2 separate regions of the Mus musculus genome follow, and region 2 is linked to region 1. The links are chromatin loops, found by intact Hi-C in ENCODE. Cell type or tissue: left cerebral cortex. All regions are shown on one strand. Links, peaks and the distances in the headings refer to the core of each region. The heading gives the core; the rest is flanking DNA. Region 1 overlaps Ap4s1 (adaptor-related protein complex AP-4, sigma 1). Region 2 overlaps Strn3 (striatin, calmodulin binding protein 3).

What was found. Hi-C counts contacts between places; a loop is a spot of excess contacts. Peaks named below come from ENCODE experiments on the same cell type or tissue, not always from the same donor. Only the 100,000 strongest peaks of a DNase experiment are listed, where the experiment ranks them.
Region 2: a loop joins it to region 1, with 2.6 times the contacts of the local background. A loop is called at or near these places in 19 of 42 quality-filtered maps.

What each region holds. Positions count from the first base shown.
Region 1 is chr12:51,728,920-51,744,544 of GRCm38, forward strand. It overlaps Ap4s1 (adaptor-related protein complex AP-4, sigma 1), which reads left to right. Exons shown (of 6, transcript NM_021710.4): 5 at 1,969-1,980; 6 at 9,634-10,014. The coding sequence ends at 9,762. Hectd1 (HECT domain E3 ubiquitin protein ligase 1) reads right to left here. Exons shown (of 43, transcript NM_144788.2): 43 at 14,803-15,625. The coding sequence ends at 15,602. It also overlaps the pseudogene Gm22663. Among named protein-coding and RNA genes, the nearest start is that of Strn3, 45 kb to the left of the region's middle. In left cerebral cortex, for the core only: a CTCF peak has its summit at 8,768 (motif pointing left); DNase peaks (open chromatin) are centred at 5,928, 6,980 and 8,189; H3K27ac peaks cover 502 bases.
Region 2 is chr12:51,659,866-51,675,490 of GRCm38, forward strand. Strn3 (striatin, calmodulin binding protein 3) reads right to left here. Exons shown (of 18, transcript NM_052973.2): 2 at 1,745-1,848; 3 at 1,286-1,359. Among named protein-coding and RNA genes, the nearest start is that of Ap4s1, 23 kb to the right of the region's middle. In left cerebral cortex, for the core only: CTCF peaks have their summits at 5,839 and 7,015 (motif pointing right); no DNase peak of the experiment used is centred there.

The DNA.
Region 1 (15,625 bases), core at 4,567-12,566:
GACTCTGCTGCTGAAGAGTGTTTAAGTTATTGTCATATTCAGTTACTAAAAATAAACAGCACATGTAGAATTATAGCTGTCATTTTAGGGAGCGAGCTGGTGACTCCATGGACCATAAAAGTCAAGAGTCAGGTTTAACTTAACTCAGGTGACAGTGCAGGGCTCGTGCTGCACCAGGGATGACCCCATCGGGATCTAACCAGGGCAGAGCGACAGGAAGAAGGAAGAGCTCGGGGAAGGAACAAGGCCGCAGCCTCACAGGGTGCCCTGTCAGCTAAGGCTTATTTTTAGCTTTGTGAGTTTTGAGCATTCTTCCTGGGGTATTTTTATCTTAGAGAGTTTCGGCAGCTTAAATTTGGAATGCATTTCATGCTGTTGCACGAGAAAAACATCTCAGTGTCATACTTTCAAAACAAAAGCCAAACTGGTGAGTCTCCGGGGGTTCCCAGGGTGCACTGCTGCTGTGGAGAGAGGCGGCCGGGCTTCCTCTCCCTCCCTATCGCATATGACCTCATTTCCATCTCCTGTCCCCACTGCATAACTATTTTATTGACAAAAACTCAGTGCAGAGAAGCAGGAAAACAAAGAGGATGGGTTGTTGTTGTTACCCATCTGTTAAGACTCAGGTTGTACACCGCCAGAGTGGCGCCCAGTGTGGACTCCGTGAGTGACCTGTAAGCAGAAGAGTAACGAAGACCCTCACTGTGAACAAAAATCCAGGCAGGCGTGTGTGTGAGACAGTTCTATCCCTGCATCTCAGTTTCATTGTGAACCTCAAAGCGTTCTTCAGACAGGGTGCTTTCAAAGCAGGCAGAAGAGTGGCAGGGGCCCGTCATTTAGGGACATCTGTTTAGAGGTACAAGCCCTTTAGACCTAGTTCACCCCCCTGTAACTTTGAAACTGGACATCTCGATAAACATCTGTCTGTAGGATGATACTGACAGTGTTGGGACATGAGTTCTAGGCCCCACCACAGCCCTGTGGGTACCAAATCCCTACCCGCTTAAGTCCCTTCTGTGCAGTGGTTGGTGTCGGCATGACACACACTGCATGGCTAACACACACTCCCTCAAACTCTAACACATCTGAGTTACTTTAGCACCTAGCACAGCGTAAACGCTGTATGAGCAGTTGTCAGCCCTAAGAAGTCATGGCAGAGGGAAAGCGTGTGTGCTCGGTACAAGCACAGTCTGTTCCAAGGACTTCGCAGAGTGCTTAGTTAGTGGATGTGGGATTCATGAATACAGAGTTCTGATCACATACCATTTTTTAATGTTATTTAACTTTGTGGTATGGAGATCAACCGTAGGGCAGGGTGCACACTGTACCCTGAGCTACACCTCCCAGCTTGCATAGCAGTTGGTAACCTGCATTTTACTTTGCAGCTTGCTAGTAATTAGACATCTACACTGTAGTTTGTTGATGGCTATAATTTACTGACATAACCCCCCCCCCCAGAGTTCCTTGGCTTACTATCCATAGTTTGCTGTTGTAATCGCTTCACCCATCTATCCCATCAGCATTCTCTCAGCCTCCTACGATATGCTTTCGAAGTAAATCAATGGATACAAAGAGAAGGCATATTCCTGAGGCTTCTGATTCTTTATTATTCCCCATACTTTGGTTTGCTTCTGTTTTTGTCTGATGTTTTGAGACAGGAACTTACTCTGTTAGCCTAGGCAGGCCTGAGTTCGTAGCCATCCTCCTGCCTCAGCTTCCCAAGATTCCAGGTATGAGCCATCAACCCCGCCTCTCCCTCTACCCTCTAGCCTGCAGCTTTTTAACCCTCACCTTCTTTTCCCTATCTTGGTTTCCAGCTGCGGCTCCCCCACTCTGGCTCCAGCAGGCATAGAGCCACCCTTGCTGCTGCCTGGCTGGGAGGCAGGGCAGGCCTTGACTGTGCAGCTGGCGGTGCTGTCTGGGGTCATCTTCTCACCGTGTATTGTGTGTTCTTGTGTTCTTTTTCAGAGTGAATTAGATGTATCCTTTTTCTGTACATTTTTCCATGGTATGTGGCAAAAAGCACACTCAGGATGTGACCATCAGGTAAGTGCCATCACGCTGGAGGGTGACTTGGCAGAATCCAGGACACTAATCTGCAACTCTGCCAAGGCTGCGCCACAGCCAGCGCTTGGGCCCCAGGACTTCCCAGCCCTCCTCTCTCAAAGATGATACTTTGTGAGGTTCCTTTTTCTTTTTCTCCAAACAAAGAACTGGGGTGGTGGTATTTAAAAATAACTGGTATGGGACTGGAGAGATGACTCAGTGGTTAAGAGCCCTGGCTGCTCTTCCAGAGGACCCGGGTTTAATTCCCAGCACCCACGTGGCCGCTCACAACTCTCTGGAACTCTAATTCCAGAGTTTCTGACACCTCACACAGGCATACATGTAGGCAAAACACCAATGCACATGAAATAAAAATAAATTATATATTAAAAATAACTATTACATATAAACATAGATATATAAATATTATATGTATGTATATAAATCAGATAGATTTGTTCAAAATGTGTATCCCACAGAGAAAGTGCTTGGTTTTCTCCGAGAGGCTGCATTTTTAGGCCTCCAGGATAAACTTCCAGACAGCTCCTCAGGAGCAGAAGGAGGCATTCTGGGAGATTAGCTGGAGGTTAAAGACATTGCCTGGCTTATGTTCATTTCTTTATAGCAGAAAAAGTCCTTTCGCTCTTTTAAATCGAAACTGTCTGCGTGTCCTGGGGATGCAGCACAGGGGCAGGATACCTCCTAGCATGTGCTTGGCCTGGGGATGCAGCACAGGGGCAGGATACCTCCTAGCATGTGCTTGGCCTGGGGATGCAGCACAGGGGCAGGATACCTCCTAGCATGTGCTTGGCCTGGGGATGCAGCACAGGGGCAGGATACCTCCTAGCATGTGCGTGTCCTGGGGATGCAGCACAGGGGCAGGATACCTCCTAGCATGTGCTTGGCCTGGGGATGCAGCACAGGGGCAGGATACCTCCTAGCATGTGCTTGGCCTGGGGATGCAGCACAGGGGCAGGATACCTCCTAGCATGTGCTTGGCCTGGGGATGCAGCACAGGGGCAGGATACCTCCTAGCATGTGCGTGTCCTGGGGATGCAGCACAGGGGCAGGATACCTCCTAGCATGTGCTTGGCCTGGGGATGCAGCACAGGGGCAGGATACCTCCTAGCATGTGCTTGGCCTGGGGATGCAGCACAGGAGCAGGATACCTCCTAGCATGTGCTTGGCCTGGGGATGCAGCACAGGGGCAGGATACCTCCTAGCATGTGCTTGGCCCTGGATTCAGACCTAGCGTCTTACAAAGAATAAACACAGCCAGGGTCCCAGATGGAGGCAGGCACTCTCCAGGCTTTTTGTAAGTCTCCAAAAGTATAGCATGTGACTTCAAAGATTATCTGCCTGCTTTGACGCCAGAGAGAAAACTCAGTGGTTAGAGTGCAGACTGCTCCTGAGAGGACCTGGCCTTGCCTCTGAACACCCCCGTCAGGCAGCTCACAACTCCCTGTCACTGTGGGTCCACGGGTCCCAGGGCCTCTTCTGAACCCCAGATACATGTAGTGCACATAGGTGCCCCTGAGATGGACATGGGGCGCATAGCTTTGGTCTCAGCACTCAGGAGGCAGAGGCAAGCAGATCTCTGTGACTTCCAGGCCAGCGAGGTCTACACAGTGAAACCTAGGCCAGCCATTGCTACACAGTGAGACATGGTACGCAAAAAAGCCATAAAATAAAATAAACCCACTCACGCACACACACATAAAATAAAAGAAAAGATAGGCATTTTATTAAAATATGCTTATCATTTAAAAGTGATAAAGACAGCTTTTGAAAACACTTCAATCTTTTTTATTTTTTTTTTGGTTTTTCGAGACTGGGTTTCTCTGTGTAGCCCTGGCTGTCCTAGAGCTCACTCTGTAGACCAGGCTCACCTCGAATTTAGAAATCTGCCTGCCTCTGCCTCCCAAGTGCTGGGATTAAAGGCGTGTACTACCACACCCTTCACCTATGATCCTTTTGGCCTAAGAGGCCAAGATTGGGCAGTGTATGTCACAGTCTGACTTTTTTTTTTAAGTATTTATTTATTTAATGTATGTGTTGTTCTGTGTGTACATATCTATGCATGTATGTGCTGTTCTGTGTGTACATATCTGTGCATGTATGTGTTGTTCTGTGTGTATATATCTATGCATGCATGTGCTGTTCTGTGTGTATATATCTGTGCATGTATATGCTGTTCTGTGTGTATATATCTATGCATGCATGTGCTGTTCTGTGTGTATATATCTGTGTATGTATGTGCTTGGTGCCCTTGGAGGCCAGAAGAGGCCCTCAGATCCCCCCAGAACTAGAGTTAGAGATGGTTGTGAGCCACCATGTGGGTGCTGGGAATTGAACCCAGGTCCTCTGGAAGAGCAGCTTTGCTCTTAACCACTGAGCCATCTCTTCGGCCCCATGGCATTTATTCTTAACTAAGTCACTTAAAGTAATTCAAAACAAATCTGTTTCTAACTGAATGGGAGGGTAAAAAAGATTTTTGAAAATATATTTGGAAAACGACAAGAGCTAGCAGACACTTGTGCAGTTCAAAAAATTCAAGATCCACTTTGGCCTTGCCACTAACTGCCCCTTGTACTGAGCAGGACACATTAATTTTAGAGGGATAATCAGAGCAGAGAGGCTTGGGTACTGTCTCAGCCTGGCCTGGGATGCTGCCGTGGATCCGGAGAGGCACTGAGTAACCTGCCCCGTAAAAAAGGGCTTCTAGTCCCAGCTGTCCTAGACCAGCTGTGGAGCCGCTGCAGATACACACGAGCTTCGCATGAGCTTCGCTGGTTGTGTTGAAGTGTTTATGCTGACTACTGTTTACTGTTTACTGTTTACTGACTACTGTTTACTGGAAAGAGGCAGATATTTTTGTCTTTATAGACTTCGGGAATGATCCAGCTTTCTAGTTTCAACTTATTTTCTACACCAAGACCCACAGTTTGTGTTTTTATCTGTCCTTTACCTTTTTGTTGTTGTAGTGTTTGTTTGATGAGATAGGGTTTCTCTATGTAACCCTGGCTGATCTTGAACTTGCTATGACCAGAGTGCCTGCCTGCTAGCCTTAAAGGTGTGCACCACCAATCCAGACCACATGGTTCATTTCACCCTTCCTTCCTCACCATGTTGTATATTTTAGTCCAGGGTAACCATTTAAACCACAGCAGATCCAAATCTCAGGACTCACACATGATTGGTTCTCTTTAGCACGTCACCCCAGAGAATCCTGAGGCAATTTAGGGAGGCTCCGCTCTAGTTCCTGCTCTCCATGGGGAGGGCAACGCTCCTGAAGCCCACTCTTCAGTGCCAAAGAAGCTGCTGGAGCAGCGGCTGCCCCTAGGATGCTCTCTTCAGCCTCAAAGTTTGAACTCAAGTGGTTACCACATTTGAAACCTGGTTCTCACAGCACTCAGCGCCATCAGTCTTTGAGGGGCTTTTCCTGTTCTGCTCACACAGAGCTGGCAGAGTGAGGGTGAGTCTGAGTGTGGTAACAGAGAAGGGGTGTCAGAGCCCAGGAAGCCCCTTTCTTCCCTGTGCCATTTAAGGCTGAGGTTCCCTGCGCTGGGCTTTGAGAAATAGTTGAGAAATATTTACATTTCTCCTCAGCGCACACTACTGTTCTGCTTCCAGCTGAGACTTACAAAACCAGACAGATGGGATTTAAACAGGAATGTCCCAAACACGAGAAATCAATTCAGGAGTTCTGGCTTGTTGAAACCCTCACTCCAGTCCCCTTGGTGCAGTGGTGTCCACTGAGCAAACCGTCCCCCTGAGACTGAGCACCTCAGTCGCCCTATGTGGAATAAGCGCCTCACAGCATCCTCCCGAGTGCTGACTGTGACGCACCACCCCCAGCTCTTAGCTTTGCATGTGTTCTCTGACATCCAAGGTACCACTCCTTCTGCTACTATCTCTTCCAAAGCCCTCTCTCTGTCTCGTCCTACTCACGTTGTCCCTTGCGTCTTGGTTATGTTAGTCAAAAGTAGTAACAAGTTTCACGAAGCAGCAGGAGTTAGGGCTCGTCTCCCCCGGTGCTGAGCTGGGCGTGGTCCACTGGGTGAGCACTAGCCTAGCATTCCTAAGGCTCTGCGTCAACCCCAGGAAAGCAAGCTAGTAAGAAACACAGACAAACCCACAGCTTATATTCATACTTTAAATTTTTTTTTTTTTTTAGATTTGATGCATTTGGGTGTTTTGTTTGTATGTATTTCTGTGTGTCACATCTGTCCCTAACACCCAAAGGAGTTCAGAAGAGGGTTTCACATCTCCTGGCTCTAGAGTTACAGATGTTTGTGAACTGCTATGTGGTGTTCTTAACTGTTGAGCCATCTCTCCATCTCCCTAGAAGAAGTGATTTTGGTGTCTAGGCTGGGCTGTGCCTTGCAGTTGTTCTGAAATTCCATTTGACCTGTTTTGTTCCATTCTTTCACTTACTAAAGACGATTAACACACCATATTCTTATTTAACAATCCTGTAGGACTGAGTATGTGGGAAGGCAGAGGCAGAAGGGTCAGGAGGTCAAGGCCATCTCCAACTACCATAGCAAGCTCAAGGCAAGTGAGGCCACCTAAGATCCTAATCAGGAAAATAAAACATAGAAGAAGCCGATGTTTTAGGAGCAGGAGATCAGCTCTGTGTGTAGGTCACATCTAGTGTTCTGTTACAGTTTGCCTTCCTTAGAAATCCATGTTCTTGGGTTTCCATGTTGAGAAACCTGGGATTTAGTAAAGTTGTATGTGGTCTTCAGGGTCAGTCATGTTCAACCCAGGCTGAAGGAAGTTCTTTCCCTGGTTGCTTGAATTAATGGACCACAGTCCAGTTCATTCTTGCTTCCTCCTGTTCCAAATGCCAGAGCTGAACTATTTGCCTGTGTCTATTGCCTTGATATATAGGCTTGGCATATAGGATACATTTTTGGTCCCTGGCATATGGCCCAAACACTACTAATCTTGGCTCCACCAGTGTGTACAAGTTGCTCATAATCCAAATCAAGATATGAACAACAGCTGGATTCCTATTTTAAAGGAGGCATGTGACTGCAGGGAGCCGTCAGATGTCAGGCCTTTGCTTTGCATTGAGATCCGGTCTGGGTTTGCTCGTTAGGACTCCAGCCAGATAGCCAGGCAGTTGTGAGCTCACAAGACATGACCTCACTGGCTCACTCGTGTTTCCAGGAGGCTGGGAAAGACAGGCTCGCCACAGGACCTTGTCCTTGCAATGTGGGGGTGCCAGTGGCTGATATGCTTCAGCAATAAAGTCTGATTCGAGTTTCAGAACACTCCGCAGTTGTTCAAGGAGACATCCAAACAACGGCTGTTTGTTTTGCTGAAGATGTAGGAGTTTGATCAGTGAGACAATTTAAACAGATAAAATGGGATTTCCTGATACAGAGACCAGGAAAATAAGCCATTAAAGCCCACTGCTCTCCATGCCTACAGAGCCCAAGGGCCTGTTTCATTCAGCCACCCGAGCTGCTTACCTTCTTTTTATTTTTTGAGACAGGCTGCTGCTGTCTATCCCAGGCAGGCCTCTAGCTTGCTTTGAGGTGGAAAATGACCTTGAACTTGTGATCCTTCCTGTCCTCACCTCCCCAGAGTGGAGATTACAGGTGTGCATTCCTGCTCCTAGTTTAGAGGGCGCTGGGATCAAACCCAGGGTGTCACAAGCGCTAGCCAGGCAAGCACTGCCCACTGAGCTGCACCCAAGCCCAGCTTCAGCTCAATTTGCCTGACTGGGTTCCCATTTTGTAGCTTAGAAACTCTGGCCACTGGTTCTGATGAACAGAGCTGAACCTAACTTCATTCCAGTCCTACTTTGGCCTAGGACAAAGCAATCATCTATATAATTGGAAGATATTATTAATAGGTATATCAGAGCAAAGGTTTTTTTTTTTTTTTCTGGGTCACTTAGGGACAGTTCCCATCGGCTCCTGAAAAAGTTTATTCTGCTAGAGGGCTATTTGCACAGAACTTAATGAGATGTTAACAGAGTCTAATGGAAACTGAAGTCATTCACAGGCTGTCCCATTCTCTGTATTCAGACTTCACTGAACAAGTACAATAGAGACTTTGAATATCAGGAATTGAACAATGTCAGGCAATGATTTGTTTGGCAAATATTCACTAATTATAAACTCACTGGTGTTTCTAATCACCAATTTGTCCAATGAAGTTTTTCCTTTGAAGCAGTTGTTTCTTTTTTTTCAAACAGCTCTTTAAAAACAGAATCTCAGGTTTCAAATGTAAAATTAAGAAACATCCAACCATGGCAACCATCTTGCTCCATAATTAGATGCTCAGATGAAAGGATTCTCAGGGAGTCTAGTTTTCTAGTTCCTCACTGCCAGTGCCCTCTTCTTCCTCTAGCTTTCCCGGAAGAGCTTCACCAAGTTAAGGTTTCAGAATCTGAAAGAGATTCCACAGCCGGGCATGGTGGCGCACGCCTTAAATCCCAGCACTCGTGAGGCAGAGGCAGGCGGATTTCTGAGTTCGAGGCCAGCCTGGTCTATGGAGTGTGTTCCAGGACAGCCAGGGCTATACAGAGAAACCGTGTCTCAAAACAAACAAACAAAAAACCCAACCAACCAGGGCTGGAGAGATGGCTCAGTGGGTAAGAGCACTGACTGCTCTTCTGAAGGTTCTGAGTTCAAATCCCAGCAACTATATGGTGGCTCACAACCACCTGTAATAGGATCTGATGCCCTCTTCTGGTATGACTGAAGACAGCTACAGTGTACTCCTATATATAAAATAAATAAATCTTAACAAAAAAAAGGAAAAACAAAACAAAACAAAAAACAAACAAACAAACAAAACCTCAACCAACCAACCAAAGAAACAAACAAAAAGAGAGTCTACTTGTGAAACTCAGAGCTTGGGTCTTGGAGGAGTTTAGCCTCAGCTTCTGTATTCTTTTCTCTCTCGACTATTTTCCTTCTGCCTGGCAGAGAAGACAGCTGATGCTGCGGTCCAAGAATGTTGTGGATAGGTGGAGAGGAGCCTGGAGAACAGAGCTGTTAGCCCAGCCGGCTCTGCCTTGTTCCTGCCCTGTGACCTTGGCCAGACTCTGGACTGTTTGCTTCTGAGTAGAATGAAATACGTATTAAGGCACTCATCACAATGCCGGGACCCTGAGCGTCCCACAGCAGTGCTGCTGTTACCGAGGCTGGATTGTCACTTGCGTGTGCGCTGGCACTTACATTGTACCCCACGCCTGCCGTTCTGCATTGGGAGGCAGCTCAGTGCTGGAGTGGTGCCTAACGTGCAAGGTGCTGAGTTCCATCCTTAGCACAAATACATACACTCATACGCTAGTGCTTGTATACTCGCGCGCACACACACACACACACACACACACACACACACACACATAGTTTAAATGGCTGTCTCAATATCTACTTATCCCACTTTCCTAGCCAGAGTGAACATAGGTATGGACATGTATATAGAGGTCCTGTCTGTCTACTAAGGATTTGAAAAACAAAAGCAGGTTTAGGTTTACCTATACCAGGAGAGTATCAGGCTAAGCCTTGTTATTATTTTTATTTATTAAATTCTCCAGCTAATTTCCTTAATGTGACCCAGATAATGTTTAATTTGGATAAAGTTCACATCATTTTGGATGAGATGGTGTTAAATGGCTGCATTGTGGAAACTAACAGAGCCAGAATTCTTGCCCCTCTGCTGATTCTTGACAAGCTGTCGGAAAGCTGATGAAGACGATCAGGGTTTGAGTGCTGTGAAGGCCAAGGAAGAGATCATGGATGACAGCAGCCTTCTATAGTTCCTATCCCATAGTTCCTAAAGAGAAAACAATTCTTGTGTACACATTTTTCTCTTAACAGAGAGCCACAATTTTACTTGGTAACTGTAAGCTTGCTTTTCCTTCTATAGGTACTGCAGGGTTGCAGTGTGATGCAAGCATGGCAGTTGTCCATCAGCCAATAAACTTCAAATTGACTTGACCATGTGACGTTTGAGTGAAGTCCTTCTGCTCAATACCTCTTTCCGTAAAGCCCTGAGTACTCTCTCCACTGTGCTAAATATAGCCCCACTACCACTTTTCCTAAATTGTGTGTGTGTGTGTCTGTCTGTCCATGCTCGTGTGCGCAGAGACTAGAGGTCAACCTTTTTGCCTTCCACAATTGCTTCTCCTGTATTTTAAATATAGTTCTCATTTATTCTTTGAGAACTCTATACATGTGTGCAATGTATTTGATCATATCCACCTTTCACTTCCCATTTTGTTTGTTTTTGGGTTTGTTTTGTGTGTGTGTGTGTGTGTGTGTGTGTGTGTGTGTGTGTGTGTCTTTGTTTTATTTTTCTCTGTATAGCCCTGGCTGTCCTGGAACTCACTTTGTAGACCAGGCTGGCCTCAAACTCAGAAATCTATCTGCCTCTGCCTCTGCCTCCTGAATGCTGGAATTAAAGGCATGCACCACCGTTCCTGGCTTTTTTTCTTTTTCTTTTTTTTTTTTGAGACAGGGTCTTTCACTGAACCTAGAGCTCACTGATTGGCCACGGGGATCCTGTCTTCAGCTTCTCAGGGCTGGGACCACAGACATGTGCTGCTCTGCCAGACTTTAATCTAAGTTCTGAAGATCTGGACTTGGCTTCTCAGGGTTGTATATGCACTTTACCACATAAGCCTTCTCTTCCGACTTATTTTATTTTACAAGGTTATATGTAGTGCCTCCAGCTTGGAATATAGAGGGATGGTGACCTTGTGAGTTCTGGGCGTACCTGAACTGTGTGTGTAGCAAACCTCTGTCTCAGACAAACAAACAAACACCCAGAAGTTTATTCCAATACACACCTAGGAAATTCAGTTTTATTTGCCAGTTTCTGGAAGTGTTTGATACCCATTTTAAGGATATTTAGCAATTATGATGCCACCATGCAATTAACTTCATGGTCCTGTGAAATCATTGTTAACCATTACAAGAGCTCTAACAGCCGTGCTGCCACATTTTACTGTTATTGTTGCATATTTAGGCAGGGTCTCAGTGTAGCCAAGGGTTGCCCCCAAATTCTCATGTGGCTGAGGATGTCCTGGAACTCCAAATGCTCTTGCTCCCAGGCCCTGGGATTTCAGATCATCACACCTGGCTATGGCACATCCTTAAGTGTCTTCCTACTAAGCTCATCAATACCATTTGCTTTAGTTCCAAGAAACAGAACAGACAATTTCATCAGGCTGATACAAAATGAGCACTTTCCTTCCTCTTATTCTATAAGTTTTGTTTTTTAAATTAACGCACAAGGTATTTTATAAAAACTGGGAATACTTGATGAACTTTTGTGTCATCCTTGCACAGGCCCATGCTAACCTCCCTATCATTCCAATTTTATTGTAGTGCTGCTGCTGCAAGCACGAGTCATGTCTAACCCCATCTTTAGTGTTTTATAAACAAACAGTACAAAGAAGGACCCCTGCTCCCTGCCCCCTCCCAAACCTTCTGCCACTCAGAGCTCTCTTACCAAGAGCATATATGTGCACACTGGTATGAGGGGGTGGAAGCAGTACTCCGAGAGTCCTTCCACCTGTATCAGTCCTCTGAGAGGCATGCTGCTCTCGTGTAAGGATGGGGAGAGGAGACTAAAACTCTATATACTATAAAAGTTTTAATCTATAAAGACCAGAAAATTAGTCATTTCAGACTCTAAAAGCAAATGTGGATTGTTCTGAACACATTTAGAAAGGCACAGGGAAGGCTTCTGGCCCATGGGGACAATGCACACTGTATATACTAAGTCCTCAGGATTTGGTGAAAGCCCCATCTAGATCAAAGACCTTTGCATGGCTTGTGGAAGCACAGCAGCAGGGAGACACTGTCCTAGTTGGTAGGCACATAATCAGTAGCATGTGGAGGTAACTGCAGAAACTGGTGCACCGCAAGTAGCTAGGGAGTGGACAAAATTAATTTTTGGGTCACACTAAAATAGTAGATGAATTATATCTTGGCACAGATTCTAGTACCTTTAGAGAATATTAAAGTTTTTTTTTTTTTTAAATTAAGTAGATACCATAGCTGAAGAGCTTTAACTGTGCTTGGAGACGCTAGTGTGTCTGACAAGACCTGACTCAAAGTGAGCTGTGATTCAGCTGTTGGCTACGTGCTGTGCGACCACCTCACTTCTGCTAAGTGCCTGCCATAACTTTTAAACTGCTCTAAAAGTCACAACATAACCCAGTGTAGCAATTTGCTAGACTAGGACCTGGCAAACTGACTCAACAGGCAGGGGTTGAATACTTTATGGTATGTGAACCATATATAATCTCAGCTATCTTCCCTACTCAGTGTCATGCAAAAGCAACCACACGTGGTCCATAGTGAAAGAATATGACTGTTCTAATAAGACCATGGACATTCCAGGGCTGGGGGTGTCATTAGGATGTTCGTCTAGCATCCATGGGGTCCAGCGTTTGAACCTAGTAAGGCATAAAGCAGGCATGGCGGTACATGCCGTGATCCCAACACTGGGGGACCAGAGGCAGAAGAGCCACAAGTTCAACATCATCAAACATGGAGTTTGAGGCCAGCCTAAGTTAGAGATCTTGGAAAAAAAATTTTCATGTCATAAAAAATACTACCTTTTCTCATATTTTTAACAGTCTAAAAACATGGAGTCCTGAATAAATGCACTTGTCACAAAGTCTGGTGATCTACATGGTTGGAGACCAGCTCTTTTCTCTCTCTCTGAGACAGAATTTCACAGGCTGCCCTGGATCGAACTAACCGAGCTCCTCTTGCTTCTGCTTCCCCAGTGCTGGGATTGAGTGTGTGCCACCATGCCCAGCTGGAGGAAACCAACACTTACAAGTTGTACCTCCATCTGAGTGCAGAGGCGTACCACAGTCCACCAATCCCAAATCAGTGTTTAAAAACAGGATAAGCCATTTTAACATCACACTTACCTCACAGTCAACAAGAACAGGCTGCCTGTCCCGGGGGGGAATCTTATGCCACCTTCTGGCCTCCACAGGTATTGCACTCTCCGTACAATCATGCAACCACCACCACACAAACAAAATAAAAAATAATGGTTGGTATTTTTATTCTTTTTTTGCTTGTTTTTGTTTTTCGAGACAGGGTTTCTCTGTCTAGCTCTAGCTGTCCTCTTGTAAACCAGGCTGGCCTCGAACTCAGAAATCCGCCTGCCTCTGCCTCCCAACTGCTGGTATTAAAGGCGTGCGCCACCAGCTACTGTGGTAACTATTGACACGACAGTATGTCTCCACTTGAGCCCAGATATCCCACCATAGCACTCTGAATATTCCAGTATAGCTGAAGCATAAGAAAAAGACCTTAATTTAATCCCAGCACTTGGGAGGCAGGGGCAGGTGGATTTCTGAGTTTGAGGCCAGCCTGGTCTACAAAGTGAGTTCCAGGACAGCCAGGGCTACACAGAGAAACCCTGTCTCAAAAAAAAAAAACAAAAAAAACAAAAAAAAAACAAAAAAAGACCTTAAAAACAGTTTATAAATATAAGTCCTTAAAGAGGAAATTAATAAATTCCTTCAAAAAAAAATCTATGTTGGCTCACAACAATGGGATCTGATGCCCTCTTCTGGTGTGTCTAAGACAGCAACAGTATACTTACATACATTAAATAAATACATCTTTAAAAAAACCAAACCAAAGCCGGGTAGTGGTGGTGCACGCCTTTAATCCCAGCACTTGGGAGGCAGAGGCAGGCGGATTTCTGAGTTCGAGGCTAGCGTGGTCTACAGAGTGAGTTCCAGGACAGCCAGGGCTACACAGAGAAACCCTGTCTCAAAACAAAACAAAACAAAACAAAAAACCCAAACAAACCAAACCAAACCAACCAACCCACAAGAGTGACAGCTCATGATGGTGAGGATGTGGAGGAAGGGGAACAACTCCTCCATTACTGGTGGGTGTGAAAACCTCTACAGCTACTATGGAAGTCAGAATGGCAGTTCCTCAGAAAGTTGAGAATCTAATTCAAGTTCTAGCTATACCACTCCTGGGCATATTCGCAAAGGACACTTCATCCTACCACAAGGATACTTTCTCAACCATGTTCATTTTGCTTAAACATCCAGAAGCTGGAGATAACCTAGATGTTCCTCATTAGAGGAATGGATGAAGAAAATGTGGTACATCTATGCAATGGAATATTACTCAGCTGTTTAAGGGGGTGGGGGTGGGGCATCATGAGGTTTGCCAGCAAATGCATAGAACTAGAAAAGAATCTTCCAGAGTGAGATAACCAGTCCCAGAGAGAGAAATATGGGATATATTTGCTTATATGTGGGTATCAGCCATTAAATAAATGATAACTAAGCTACAATTGGTAGGCCTGGAGAAATGAGGCATGAATGAAGAGACTAGGGAGAACATGCACAGATCTCCTTGGGAAGGGAAGAGATGTTATGCTGGACTGGGGCCGTGAAACTCTTGTGAACTCATGGGGACTGAAGCAGCCCACACAGGTCTGTGCCAAGTCCTCTGCACATATAGCCTGGCTTTCAGGTTCATATTTTTGTAGGATTTTCGGGTGTGTTGAGGAGTGGGTCTCTGATGCTCATGCCTTCTCCTGGGGCTCTTTTCCTCCTGGTGGTTTGTCTCCTCCAACTTTGATGTGATAATTTTTGCTTTATCTTAATTATATTTTATTTTGTTTTCAAAAAAGAGAATTTGTGTTACCGTGAAGAGTTTAAAAAGCACGTGGTTAAGCTCGTAGGTGTGATGGCTGTGGTAAACCAGTAACACGACACAGGTTCCTACGCTGCAAACATTTTAATGATTATTGTTGAGCATACATTTCAGAAATTTACTTCAAACTGCAACAAGTTAAATAAATGTTTATAATATACAAAGAAAATACAACCAAACATAAAAGTCGCTGTGAGTGTGCCTTGCACCTAGGCCAGTGTCTGCCCCTCCCTTAATATATCTTTATTTTGAGCTGCACAAACACACTTTAGAATTTCATCTTTATAGAATGGTATTTATGAAAAAAAAAATATACTCCCACCTTAAAGAAATGACAAGGGTGTGCATGATTATGTGCGGGACAGACAGAGAGCACGGGACACTCTGGTAGTGCAGGTGTCTGTCATTAAAGAGGAAAAGAAACGGCTGGAGATGCTCACTAACACTCTATGTTTTAAGGAAGCAGTATTTTTGACCAAGTAGCTAAAAAAGCCAGCAAAATGGGGGTCAGTGATGGCAACTGTAGTGTATGAAGTATGAAACGATGACAAACTTGATACAAACACGGTTCCATTTACAGTGAGCACTGATGATCTGAGAGGCTGCCCTGTGGAACAGTTAGGTAGAGCCACCTTTTCCAGTCACGTGAGCCCTTGTAAAGCAACACAGTGTCCTGTGCTGGATACCTGCTGGCTGGGTAGTTAAAGGGTTTGTTTTGTCATTAGCAGCTAAGGAACTTATTCCACGTGTTCTCGAAGCCTTAATGGTGGAAAACAAGGCAAGTGTCATTATTGTGGAGAATCATACACTTCTCTTCACACAAACACAAGAGGCTTCACCCAGACTCTGTCTCTTCTGCATTTCAAGACTCAATTGAGATGAAAGCCTTTCTC
Region 2 (15,625 bases), core at 3,226-11,225, 70 kb before region 1:
GGCATTCTCATCTGTACTCCAGCACTCTGAAGGTAGACACAGGACAGTCACATGTTCAAGGCTATCCACTGATACCTATGGAGTTGAAGGATCATAGGATACACAAATCCCTGCTTTAAATTAAGAGGGAAATAGGATAACCACAATCCAGATACTTAAGAAATAGACAATTGCTAGTATGATTCCTGAATCTGCTTATGTTAAAATATTCTTCATTATTTTAGATTCTATACAGTTATATGGACACCTAAACTAAACTTAACTTTTTCCTATATCCAGTCTGCTCCAGGGAACACATTTATGAACTATTATTATCATATTTACTACTTAATACAGAAGAAAGCTAATTGGAGATAATTTTCCTACTCTAAATTTTATATGACTGCTATAAAATCCAATCTAGCTAACTTTCCAGTACCTTAGAACTTCTCCAGATAAACCTTTTTAAGTATTAAAATATAGCTTAAGCTTGTGATTGCTGCCACATCAAATGACCTGAGCCAAATTCACCCAAAACCCACATGAGAGAAGTTCAGATGTAATTCCCAAGTGCTCCTGACTGCCCACACACACAAAATACATACATAAATGAAAAAACACTGGAGAGGGAACAGCAATGTATTATGTAGCCCTGGCTGGCCTGGAGCTCACTGTGCAGAACAAGCTGGTCCTGAACTCAAAGGATCTGCCTGCCTCTGCCTCCTGAGTTCATGGCATGTACCACTATACCCACCAGATATAAATAAATAAATATACACACATATACATGAGGGACAAAAATTTTTTACAGCTATAAAAAAAATAGTTTCTTTACCATGTTTTGATTTTAATTACTAGCAAAAAGATATCCATAATTTTATATAGGTTTCACTTTGGAGAAAATAAGATTGAGAGGCAGATGAAACAAATTTTTATTTGTTTGGTATTTTCACCAAGGGCTGGAGAGATGGTTCATGGGTTAATAAGATTCTATACTGCTCTTCCAGAGGATCCAAGGTCAGTTCCCAGAATCGACATTGGGTAACTCAGAACTCTGTAACATCACCTCCAGGGAATTTAATGCCCTCTTCTATACTCTGTGGACTGCAGCACTCATGTGCACATACAGGAATACTCATGTACACACATATACACATTTTAAAATAATAAAAAATATACTATTAACATTTTTTTCATCAAATTTTACAGTTTATAATACTCATTCATCTGATGCTATAAAATCAAAATCAGGATAAAGCGTACATGCCTGTTACATAAAGATGAATTTTTTAAAGAATAAAGTTACCTGATTCAAAGGTGGGCATTTTCAAATCACCTTGGTTCAGTTCTGTGCCATATTTTAATTTGTGATACTTTGCCCTGAAAATTTAACAATTGGCAAAAAATAATTATTTGTTTATAACTGAGTACTGCTATGCATTACTCCAATAACAAAGCAATGTGTCCATTTTAATATTTTTTTTTGCTAAAAACACTGAAAATGTATAGAAATGTAGATAAAATATACAAAAGAAAATTACCCAAGTAACAAATACAGGTATGTAAAAAGATAGATTTCTACTTTGTTTAGAGAGAAAAAACATCTGAAATATATGGAAAATATATTACTTCTCCTTCTCATTTTTTCATTCCTTTTCCCATACACTATGTAAAATGTGAAAAGGCCTTCAATGAGGTGTCCAATGATGTAAACGGGGACAGCACTGTTCTGCTCTGGGCACAGTAACGAACGAGATACACGTACCTTTCTTGTTTTAATGCATACTCTAACATCTTTATTCTTCTCACTAAATCCTTCTTCAAATTCTCTTGACCTTTCCTTTCTCCTTGTAAAAATGCAATCCGTGCCTAAAAACATTAAGACGCATTTATTTCATTTTTCCTTAACCAACCAGCTAATTAAAATAGGAAAAATAATAAATGTGAAATGCAGCATTTTTATGCATGACCTCAAAACAAAACCCGTAAAAAGATCAACCAAACTTTCCACCAGATAACATAATGTCTTTGAAAATAAAAATAACCATACAGAGGCCATTTCCTTATGATTCTTTAGAGCCTCTATTAAGATTAATGCTTAATCTTTATATAACCCTGGAAGAAATTCTATGGGTAAAAATTAGCATAATTTAAAAAATCTGAAGGTGGTAGGAATACAGAATAGCCATAGAGAAAAAGGGTTAAAGAGAAAAGTTCTCTGTACAAGGTGGAAGAAAGCTAACATGCACTTGATTCTGGCCCACCCCCCATGAGTTAATTAGAAATTAGAGATCTGAAAATTAAGACTGAACTAAGCCTGGGGTTTTTACCCATACTCTGGTGAGTGATCAGGAGTTTAAAATTGAACAAATAATACTAAAAACAAATGGATCCTGGGGTTTAAGGTAGAGCTAAGGACAACAAATAAGACAGCCACAAGGAGAGGAGATAAAGAGAAAAGTTAAATGACTAAGGGCCTAAACATCAAAGTAGAGTATTTATATATTTAAACTAGCATAATATTTACAAAAACTAAAATCATATTCACAAACAAGTTTTTTCAGAAACTCCAAAGTACAGAAACATCTCTTAGCATCTTTTCTGAAATAATTAAAATTAAAATTTGCTTTTGAGACAGGGTCTTAGACACCAAACTGTCCTCAGACTTCACTCACCTACCTCTGCCTCCTGAGTGCAGGAATTGCAGGCATACACCACCACCATGCCCAGCTAAAAAATGTTCTATTATACATTTCCATTCTACCATCCCATTCCAAATGAGTTTCAAGTCTTGAAATAATTTCAGAGTATTACAAATGGTTCAGCTACCACTTGTTTTGTGGTCATTTCTTTTTGTTACCACTGAAGAAGAAAAGGAGGAGGAGGAGGAGGAAGAGGAGGAAGGAGGAAGGAGGAAGGAGGAAGGAGGAAGGAGGAAGGAGGAAGGAGGAGGAGGTTTCTTCTTTAAAAAAATTTCAAAGGCATAATGGTGAATGCCTTTAATCCCAGAATTTGGGGAGTAGAAGCAGGCAGGTATCTGTGAGTTCAAAGCTAGCCTGGTCTACATCTAAAGTTTCAGGACAACCAGAGTTATACTGTGAGGCCGTGTTTTGTCTGCATGTATGTCTGTGCACCATGTGTACAGTGTGACAGTTATGAGCCGAAACCCAGTCCTCTAGAAGAACAGCTGGTGCTTCTAACCACTCAGCCATTACTCTAGCCTTTCCTTGTCTTTTTCTAGTGCATTATGAGGATTGAATGCAGGTCCTAAGTCTAGCAAGACAAACACCTTGCAAACAGAGCTACCTCCCCAAGCCTATAACTTTTTCTTAATTGCCTTGTGTCTTCTCTTGATGACTTTGAGCTGGTAGTATAGTCAACTATTTACTAGTTTTAATCCAACTGAAAGTGTAAAGGTTACATTTGACCAAATAATTAACAGATTTAGCACTTAGTAAAGTATAAAGGACTTCCAGTTACTTACAGGTCATAATTTACCACTAGCAGCACTCATCTCTGCAAACAAACACTTAAATGTAAACTCAAAAAACAAATTTACAAGCCAGAGGTGGTAGCCCCATACCTCTAATCCTAGCACTAAGGAGACAGAAGCAGAAGAATTAAAAATTTGAAGTCACTCTGGGCTACAGGGAAATTGTATGAAAAAATGACTAAAACAGTATGATAGTATCAAAACCAAAAGATAGCTCTTAGTAAAGATGTAGGAGATTCTCACAGTTTAGTAATGGCACCAAAAGAGAAAATAAATGGACTAACAAACCCACCATGCTAAAACCATCAATATTTACCCAAATTAACCAAGAGATTTAATTTCAATCAATCTCCAAATGTACATCTGCATATATCTGTATGTAAAAAGAGATGGCTCAGTGGTTAAGAGTGCATGTGACTTCATACACATACACACACACACACACACACACACACACAAATAAACCTTTAAAGAGATAAAATTTACAAAGGATTTTAGTTGCCAGAACAGCTCTGGCCACTGGGAAGGAAAAAAGATGCTAAATGTCTTGGTTGGGTTTTTAATCCTTGACAAAAGCTAGAGAGATATTTGAGTACTTGTGAAGTGGAACTTCAACTGAGTAAATGCCTCCATCAGATTGCCTATAAGCATGGTGGTGAGGCATTTTCTTCATAACAGTTAATGTGAGAGGACCCAGCCCACTGTGATTGGTGCTACCCCTAAGGTGGCACCTCCTAGGGTGTTCCAGAGAGCAAACTGAGGAAGGGGTGGGAGGTAAGCCAGTAATCAACATTCCTCCAGGGCTTTTGCTTCAGTGCTTGTCTTCAGGCTCCTGCCCTGACTTACCTCAGTGATAGAGCATGACCCAGAGATTTGTTTGATAAAAACAAACAAAAAACCCTTTTCTTCCCAAGTTGCTTTTTATCATAGTGTTTCATCCCAGCAACAGAAACTCTAAGGCAGAAATTGGTACTGGCAGTGAGGTACTGCTGAAACAGACTGGACCCATATTTTTAGGAAGGTTGTGGAAACTCTTTGGGCTAGAAAATTGAGTCATCAGAGCTTAATAATTAGTAAGCTATTGTGAGAAAGAAAATGCTGAAAGCAGTGCAGAAGATGGAAGTGAGGCTGCCTTATCAAGCTGCAGAGACAGGTTTGAGTCTCTTAAAGGCTCTATCAGGACCATTTAATAGTATTGTAAATTAAGAATCTGTGTTCTGGATAGGCACAGTGGCACAAATCTTTACTCCCAACACTTGGAAGCAAGCGGATCACCGTGAGTTACAGGCCAGCCTAGTCTACAATCTATGTCTAAGGTCTATATAGTGAGTTCTCAACAGCCAGAGCTATGTAAAGAAATCAATTTAAAAAAAAAAAAAAGAGCTAAAGATGATTAAGAAGTGACCAGCATCAGACTATAGAAATGCCTTAAAAGTATAGCGATGGTTAAAAGTATCCTACTGCTCTTCAAGAGGACCAGTTCAATTCCCAGTACCCCTGTTGAAGCAGGTCACAATAGCCAGTAACTCCAGGGGGATTAAAATCTCTGACCTCAGCAGGGTGTGGTGGTGCACGCCTTTGATCCCAGCACTTGTGAGGCAGAGGTAGGCGAATTTCTGAGTTTGAGACCAGCCTGGTCTACAGAGTGAGTTCCAGGACAGCCAGGGCTACACAGAGAAATCCTGTTTCGGGAAAAAAAAAAATCTCTGGCCTCTGCAAGCACTTGCACTCACATATACACAACCAGACACAGTCACACACATATACAAAATACAAACAAATAAATCGTTGGTGGGCAGTGGTGGCACATGCCTTTAATCCCAAGGCAGAGGCTCAGTGAGTTCTAGGACTGCTAGGGCTACACAGAGAAACCCTATCTTGGAAAAAACGAAAACAAAACAAAAACAGGGGTGGGACCAGGATCACTGAGGCAAAATCTTCTGGGCAATGTTTCCTTACACCAGCACACAGAGGTTAGAGTTCAGAGAGGCCAAGGCTATTTCATAGAATGGCATAGAATGAGACAAAAACATTCGATCCGCCTGAACAAGCTAGCTGTGGATTCTGTTCAAAGACCCTGCCTCAATAAAATCAGGTGGAGAATCACTAAGAAAAACTCCCAACTTCAACCTCAGGCCTCTATGTGAGTAAGCATGCATATGCATGTGCATAAGCATATGTGACTTAGGCACCCATATACACGTTATACACTCACACACACAAAGTAATGTTTTGTTTTAAGATTCATATATTTATGTATAATTATACTGTTGCTCCCTTCAGACACATCTGAAGAGGGCAGTGGATCCTATTACAAATGGTTGTGAGCCACCATGTGGTTGCTGGGAATTGAATTCAGGACCTCTGGAAGAGCAGTCAGCACTCTTAACCGCTGAGCCACCTCTCCAGCCCACAAAGTACTTTTTTTAAAGGATAAAATATGTAGGAATTAATCAAGGATACAAAAGATTTGCACTTTCACTGGTGAATGGTATTACAGAGGATATAAGCACATTCTGTGTCCATGCAACACAACTTTAATAGTTAAAAATGTCAATGCCACCCAAAGTAATCTACAATTATGTTTTATGCACCTTATGTACATACAATTTGTAGCTTTCTTTGAAGGGCTATTATAACCCTGCCTGGTCAAGAACTCTATCTAACCAGTCTGGCTGGCCTCAAACTCACAGAATACTCACAGAATTAAAGGTGTACATCAGCATGCCCAACCTTGTATAACGTTGTTGTTGTTAGGTTTATAGAGACAAGGTTTCTCTGTATAATGGAGCCCTTGCAGTCCTGGAACTTGCTCTGTAGACCATGTTGGCCTTGAACTAACAGAGATCCGGCTGCCTCTGCCTCCCAAGGACTGGGATTAATGGTGTGCACCACCAATACCCGGCTTAATTAAAGGGGGGAGGAGGGTAAGTTTAGCTTCCTGAGTCACACGATGAATTCCAGGCTTCCTGAAGCTAAGTACCAAGACCTGTCTCAATAAAAGTAGGGGAAGAGCACCCTACGATGGAATGTGTGGTTGGTTCAATGAAGGTAAGACTTCTAATTTCTTTTTACCTAGAGTGCTGAGGTTTGAGTCCAAAACTTTACATTTGCAAAGTAAGTACTCCAATGAAATGTTTTCCCCAACAGAAAAACAGTTGTTGAACACCAGCAAAATTCTTTATCTGTTGACATCAATTGATGTTTTTAAGTACCCTGATCTAAAAAGTAGAAAGGTAAGCCAGGCATAGTGGTGCATGCCTTTAATCCCAGCACTGGTTCACACAGTTCCAGGGTAGACAGGGGCACATAGAGAGACCCTGTCTCAAATGAACAAAGTAGGAAGGGAAGTAGCTAACTTCACTATTACCAAAGCAAAATGTACAAACTTGTTTCCATCTATTCAATTTCTGTTAATAACGCAGCATAACCCAACCTTGTTCCTGATTTTCAACATCTGGTGCCATATTTTACATATCTCCTGAATTCATTCACCATTCAACATCTGATTGCCAAAGAACTATTTACTATTTGCTGATGTTTGGTGACAACCACTAGAGGTCACCAGCATAAAACTCTCAATATTGATTCACGCAGGATCAGTCTAAATGATTCACAATTACTTGTTTCCCTTTACTAAAACAAGATTCAGTTTAAATTCAGGTGAACCACTGACATCTAGTGAATGCTATTCTCTCTCTCCACACACACACTGTATACTTGCATATATATTATGGATATCATTCAAGGGCTAAGAAAAATGGTTCAGTGGTTTAGAGAACTTGCCATGAAGCAATAAAAACTAGAGTTTGGATCTAACATGCATGTTACAAGTCAGGCAGCTTGTGCATGCCTGTAATCCCAGCTCCAAGCGAAGCAGAGACAGGAGTATTGGGACTTCCTGGCTTCCAGCCTACCAGAGAAACCCAATTTCAGAAGAGACCTCAAAGGTCAGAGAGATAGCTGAGGACAGCTACATCCTCTTCTGGCCTGTGAGTGTGCATACACACAGGTACATACACATACAATAAATAATCATACAAAAGATTCAAAACTTAGGACGGTTGTGGTAGTATATATCAGTAAGATATGCTGAAGAGAAGGCATAGGACCACCGGGTTGAGGCCAAGCTGGTTTACACACACACACACACACACACACACACAGAGAGAGAGAGAGAGAGAGAGACAGAGAGAGAGAGAGAGAGAGAGAGAGTATTAGAGAGAGTTAGTTGAGATTTTGCTGGTAGAATCCAGATCATTAGGGCAGGCCTTAGAAACCATCTCTGCTTCATGATCTACAATCATATGAGAAGCTGGTTCTATATATTTTCACTGAGATTCACCATAAAGTTGATATTATTTTTAAAAACCACACACAAATAATTCATTCCAAAATTCAGTGTTCTGAGGCAGAACATACAAACCTTTGTATAATCTATCATGTTGTAATAAAAGTCTGTGTCCAAATCAAAGGGAGGGCACTCTATTTTTATCTTTTCAAAGAAAATACATGAACAAAAAATCTTGTATTCGATAGTTTACAGATTTTTATTAAAATATTTTCCAATTTTATTGATGGAAAAGAATTCCAGGGAAAAGAAAAACACTAAGAAAAAAACATACAAACGCAAGTAAATCTTAAATTTTTTTTCTTGATTTGAGACAGGGTTTCTCTGTGTAGCCTTGGCTGTCCTAAAACTCACTTTGTAGGCCAGGCTGGCCTTGGACTCAGAGATCTGCCTGCCTCTGCCTTCTGAGTGCTGGGACTAAAGATGTGTGCCACCACTGCCTGACTTCAATCTTATTTTTTAAGCCTTCTATTTAAAGCAAGGTTTAATGAATAATCAAAACAATTATCACCCTCCATGGCTCAGTGAGTCAGAGCACAGTGCTCTGCTCTTCCTGAGAATGCAAGTTCAGTTTCCAGTGCCCTCGTTGGGTAGCAGGTCCTAAGGGAACCAAATTTTAGCGTCCATGGACACCTGCACTCTTGTGCACATAATTAAAAATAAAATAAATCAAAGTACCATCAGCCTCTAAATTCCCAACTTCATTTTACATGACCAGAGTTGGTTGAAGAATGGATTTTCTTTCTCTTTTCAAGGCAGTCTCACTATGGTGGTAGCCCTGGCTGGTCTAGAACAAGATAACAGAGTAAAAATACATTCATTCTGTCTAGGAATGGTATAATTTCATCTCTCAGGAAGCTAAGATGGAAACACCCTGAATTCAAGGCCAGTGTAGGTTATGAAGAAGACTATGTCTCCAACAAAATAATACAAATAACAGGAGAGATTAACTTCAAAATGTATAATAAAAGCAAGATTACAAGCAATACTAATTCTACATTCAAATTAATAGATGGGAATCATTATTCTCCTTAAAATTCAAAGAACACTTAATAATCAACAATTAAATTAGCAACTGACCAAGGGAGATTCCTAAAATTATTACAAATCTTGATCCTCTGACTGAGAAAACAGCATTCAGCTATGTAATACGCCATTCACTATTAATGCTCAAATCCTTCCCCTAAGACCTTGATTCTAGGTGTGTTCTAGAAATTATAAATCCATATCCCACATATAGCATTGCCTAACGTATTGTTTGATGTAAACTGTGGCAGTAGCACAGGCACACACATGCTTCTAAGAAAGTGTCTGTTTATTCCATGTGAATAAGATTATAAACAGCCTTGTCACTTCAGTAAAACTTGCCCCTAATCGCTTAACAAAAATCATATAAAACTTTTTATCTTTTTAAATTTTAGAATACATAATAAAGTAACAACCAACTATACTATTTTTTATATATGGGCGAGTCTCATTTATACCTTACAAACAAACCTCTGAGCTGGTGTGTATTTTCCCCACTTTCTTTACAGAAGAGTTCAGGGACGTACACTTAAAGGAGTTTCTCTTGCTTCTCCCAAGAGCAACAGTGGAACCACCAAGACATGAATCTAGATGACCTTAGTTCAGAGTACACCCTATTACTTATGAAATGATAAAACAGCTATGAATAGCATGGAAAAAATCATCTCGACAAGAGTTTGCAATCTCATGACTATTAATTACATTCACATCTAAAAGCCTACATTAACTTCATTTCTGAATTAGAATATTTTTTTAATTCTGTTTTAAGTACAGGGTATGGAGACTACACACATCACTGAGTACACATGAAGCTCAGAAGACAACTGGTTGAGGACTTGGTCCTTTCCTTGACCATGTTGGTTGCATGTATACAGCTCGTGTCAGCAGCCTTGGCAGCAAGCACCTTTTACTTGCTAAGCCTTCTTGCTTATCCTGAATTAGAATTCTAACTCATTAGAATTAACAAGCTCCAAGTCAGTATAGTAAAACTAACTGAATTAGCAAGAATAATAAAAAAATACTTGCCAGCTCAATTTCAGTCCAAAAATATTGGAATCCAGTCCTTTTTTTCATCATTACTAAAATTAGGTGCATGCAGTTGTGCTCATAACCATTTGGCCATCTCTTTAGGTCCCACTTTGTTGTTCTTATAAGACAAGATCTCAAGAGCCCAAGATGACCTCAAACTTCTTATCCTGCCTCTATCTCTCAAGTGCTACGATTGTCGATGTGTAGCAACATCGTCCAGTTTTATGTGGTACAGAGGATGGAACCGCCTTGGACTCCATTCACGAATGCTAAGCAAGCCTCCACTCTATGAACTGGGTTATATCCTCAGATGAACACCTTTCCTCTTGTTGAACAATGTCATAAATTACAGTTTTCAGCTTTCTCAGTTATAAAATATGGGGCCGGACGGTGGTGGCACACGCCTTTGATCCCAGTACTTGGAGGCAAAGGCAGGCAGATTTCTGAGTTCAAGGCCAGCCTGGTCTACAAAGTGAGTGCCAGGACAGCCAGGGCTACACAGAGAAACCCTGTCTCAAAAAAATAAATTAAAAAAAAAATATATATATATATATACACATACATACATACACATATATATTTGTGAATACTCTTACATTTACAATTCACTTTTATAAGGTTTTTCTTTTTAAATTTTATGCATTTATCTTTATGTGTATGGATGTTTGCCCAAAGATACCAGAAGAGGATGTAAGATCTCCTAGGAATTAAACCTGAGTCCTCTGGAAAAGCAGTCAGAGCTCTTAGCCACTAAGCTGTCTCTCCACTCCCACATGTACAATTCTTAACAATTTTAGCCTAGAAGTACTTATTCTATCTTTGATATTTTATTTTAAAATAAGGCAAAATTATTTTATATGATTAAAGGAGAATTCATTTGGTCCAAATAAGCATGTTTCTAATTTCAGACTTTACTACTCTACTGCATACTAATTCAGAACACTCATGACAGAAACTAAGAATGTGTTTATGTGAAAATCTGAACATGAATAAGAACTGTAGGCTTTAGGATCCAGGTATACTACTTAAAAACTATGCTATGCTATAATCATGTAACCTACTATTAAAATTTCCAAAGGGTTAAAACCTGAACACAATCTCTATACTTAACCTTAAGAAAGTCAATGAAGAAGTGAACCATGATGGTGTACCCCTGTAATCACAACACTAGAGAGGATGAGACACAAGGATTGCCAGAAATTTGAGGTCTAAGCTATATAGTGCCAAACCAGCCAGAGCTACAAACCCTGCAAAGCAGTTTCTCTCACTTGACACATAACCATTGCAACTACAGGTATTTCAAAATACTCTAGGCTTTAAGTCTCTAAAATTCCATGACCTCTTCCCACAAGAATGGCCCAAAAAAAGGTTTAAATCTAATTCTTTTCATTAAAAGTGCAATAACTTACCAATTAATAAAGTCACTGTCTTAGCTCCTTTCAATAAGACACCAAGACCAAGGCAATGTATAAAACAATGTGTTTAATTTGGACTTATGTTTCAAAGGGTTAGATTACACGATGGAGCAAAGGATGGCAGCAGGAACAGCTGGGAACTTACATTTTGATTCCAACGTAGGGAAAGCACCAGCAATCTTTTACAACCTCATAGCCCAACCCCAGTGACACACCTCCTCCACCGAGGCCACATGTCCAAATCCTTCCCAGTTTTACCAGCTGGGGACCAAGTCTTCAAAGCCTAAGGACGGTTATTCTATTCAAACCACTTAATTTTTTTGTGAGGGGTTGTGTTGTGGCTAGCCCTCATGCAGTTTGTATTTTGATGCTAATTCTGCTTCCCCAAGTAAGGCTACTTAGGACCAGGCTACTAAGGATTTCACAGGTAAGCCTTCTAATGAATAAAGATTTCTAGGAAACCAATCACTGGGCAAGCAAGACTTCTGGGTCAGGCGGAGGGACAGCAGAGGGACAGCTGAGGGACAGCAGAGGGACAGCTGAGGGACAGCAGAGGCAGGGCTTTTGGACTTTTGGATGGAGCAAAAATGTAGGTAGTGGAGACCCACAGTTCAGGCAATGGATCCCAGGGATTTCCTACTGTTAGAATGGCTTACTATTAGCATGCTAATTATAGTGCCCAACAACTTTGTTGCCTTTTGACTCTAAACTAAGATTGAGTGATGTTTTCCTTCACTCAGCGACTTAACTGAGTTCCAGAGAAAGGTATGATGGCAGGGCACTACAGACAGTCACAGAAATTTGGAAGTGTGAACCTAGAACAGCAGTGACCCTCCATGGGAACTTAGTGAGCTGAGTGGAGAGATTTCGGAGCTCTGGATCAGAGAGTCTCCATGAGATGGGAACATGGCTGGCCAGTGACCTGCTGGAGATAGTGTGGATTGCTTTATTTTATTTTATTTTATTTTTTCAGTAGTTCATGCTACAGGGTTGCTTTTAAATAACTCATATATATTAAATAACTTAAATATTCAAATCACTTACTGGTAACTAATTTAAAATACTTAGCAATCTAAACTTTTATGGAGTACACTGTTCTCATAACTTTGACAGCTGAATTTGAACCAACCCTTCAAGAATTAACAAATACTTAATAATTTGAACAGCCATTTAGAAAAGTCCTATGAAGCCAGGAAGCAGAGACAGGAAGATAGATCTCTGAGTTGGAGCCCAGCCTGGTCTACAAAGTGAATTCAAGGACACTCAAGGTTACACAGAGAAATCCTGTCGCAAAAAAACAAAAGCATGGAGTCTAACTCATAGGAAGCAGCCTGTTCCAGTTCAAATTATAGAACAGCATCATAAAACGTCTCCCTCCAGGACCCAGCCTGGCAATCTGGTATACACACTACCCACAAGCCAGACTGATCACCTTCAATGTGAAAGAAATGTTCTCATATATCAGCATGCATACAAGAGAAAAGACCTACATCTGCTATCAAAAGCAACCTTCCTCATGGTAGTCCAAGGAATTCAGAATATGGGTCTGAGGGGGAAAGTAGCAACAAAATTGTAGCACATGAAACAAGAACCCTGGATTTAGCTAGTGCTTGGGGGGTAAGAGGCAGTTCTCCAAAGCGAGCTTTGGGACAGCCAGAACAACAAAGAAAACCTGCCCCTTGTAACCAAGATTAGACAGACAGACAGACAACCACATGATTTACAAACAGATGGTAGATTCCAATTCACATTCCAATGCTAACACTTAGAACTGACCTTAGGCAAATTATCTTGCTATACCAGTATAATACTAATACTCAGAAAACATGAGAGTTTATCTGTAAAATTACAATTCAAAAGAATAGATTTGGAGCCATGAATACACACCTGTAATCTCAGAACCTGGGAGGCAGAGGCAGAGGCAGAAGGGAATAAATTAGGTCAGACTCAACTATATAGCAAGTTTGAGGCACTCAAGGAAAGAGAAGAAAAAAAGAAGGAATGGGAAAATGGAGAAGGGGAAAGGTATAGTTTTAACCTCTTAAATCTTACTTTTAATATGGGTTTTAAAACCTTTTAACCTCCTTTTTAGCCCATCACCCCCAGAGGTAGTGGAAAAGAAAGGTTATTAGGGTACAGGGAAGCAGACTGTTTAGAAATTTTTTTTGGAGCAAATATCATCTGTGTTTTCAGGAAATCAGTAGTTTAGTTCACAGGTCAGCAGTATTATACTTTACAAATATACCAGTGGTCTAGTTTGGTAGTGTCAGGATAGCACACACGAATCATCAGAGATAGCATGACTTAACAGAAATAGCCAGGCCTTAGCAGAACCAGCACAAGCCAGCAGGAGGGACCAGAACCACCAGGGATGCCAGGAGGGTTTTTTAGGCATATTTTTCTCAACAAAGCGGAGATCAGTGAAGACGACCAAGAAGCCAAACCCCTCTCCCCACCACTGTCTGCTGAGTCTTATTTATACTCCCTCCAATCATCATGAGTCTTCCACGGGTCTTGACTCAGTTTGCATCAGCTGACATCACTCTGCCAATCAGCCCAAATCCACTGAAGCTGTAGAAACCTCTCATGAAGCTTCCTGGTGCATTTCTCTCTATGGAGTCATGACAAATGGAATTCAACAATACATAAGGCAAACCACACGTGTGTCCTTTCACATATGCCCTTTAAATCCATCATATGCCCTTTCACATGCTTGCTTTAGAAAAATATCCTATCCCCTTTGTCTGCTTCAGGAAAACATTTCTTAATGTGTTTGCCCCAGCAAAATACCATCCGACAGAACTGACTTTCCAAAGAAACCAGAAGTTTCCATCTCAGAAAGGGAAAGGAGAAAAAAATAGAAAGAGAAGGAGTAAAGAGAAAGAAATGTAAATGTGGTAAGAGGAGTTTCTGCACAACTTTTTTCCTGGGCCAATGAACCAAGAGGTGAAGAGAAATGTCAGCAAATGGAAGTGTAAGAGCTCTCAATGAACACTGTGGGAGCAGGTACTGTGATTCATAAGGGCTATGGGGGGGCTACAGGGGTAGACATGGAGGATCCTTTAACTTACAAAGAAATCACAGGATGTAGTGTTTAAAAAATAGCAGACACTATGACCAAACTGCCTACAATTGTCATAGCATAGACAAGGCCACCTGTAACTGCACTAGAAAAGGAAGGACCTGAAGCACAGCATTACTATAGTGAGATGGTTGAGGCTGGAGCGACAGGTCCATGTCTTCCAGAAGACCTGCGATCCATTCCCAGCATACAATTTCCTGAAAATACAATTTCTGAGGATTTAACTTGTGCTTCTGGCCTAGGCAGGCACTGCATACACATGGTACACAGACATGCAAACCAGACACCAATATACATAAAATAAATTTTAAAAACTAAAAATGTATTTCAAGCACCTGCCATAATATTAAAGTTCTATTAGTTGTGTACAAATGTCGCAATTTCCACACCTTTACCAACACTTGATATTTTGTTGGGTTTGTGTTGGGATTAGGAGTTGAACTCCTGAGCCTCACACATAGTAGGCAAGTACTCCACCAAAGAGGTATATATAGCCAACTCTTTTGTATTTTTTATCTTGAGAGTGTTATCAAAATTGCCCAGGATAGCCTTGAACTTATTCTTTTGCCTCACCTTCCCTAGAAAATGGATTATACACAACTAGGCTCAACTCACTGAGGTTTTGTTTTGCACTGGAATTTAGACGTAGGGCCACCCTGTCTGACCTTTTCTTTCCTTTTTCTTCACTTCCTGACTAAAATACACTTCTAGCTATCTGTCATTCTTTCATTTCACTGAGTCTGGTAAATAGCCTTTTCTGCTCTACACCTCTCACATGCTGTTCCCCATACATGAAAGAATTCTCCCACTTGGCCTACTCTTCAGGTCAAAGCTTAGCTGTCCTTTTCTCTGGGAATCTATTATCAAAACCACGAGTATAAATGAGCTAGCCCTTCTGTGCAGTGAAATTTCTTTAGTATAACATTTGTTAACATGGATACAACTCTACTTGTCTTTATTACTACCTTATAATCAATGAGAGTAGAGATTATATTGACCTTCACAGGCAATTCTAAGTAACTGTTGAAAATATAAACACTGATCTAAATATTATTTAAATGAACTATTGTTTTTAAGGAACTCTGAATGATACAGAGTTGAACATTTATTATTCTATTTGATTTTTAAAATCAATAAAGATTAAATTAAGTTTTACCAATTTTTTTTGAGTTCTTTTTTTGGAGGCAGTGTTTCTCTGTGTAACTCCAGATCTCACTAGACTGGCCTCAAACTCACATACCTCCAAATGC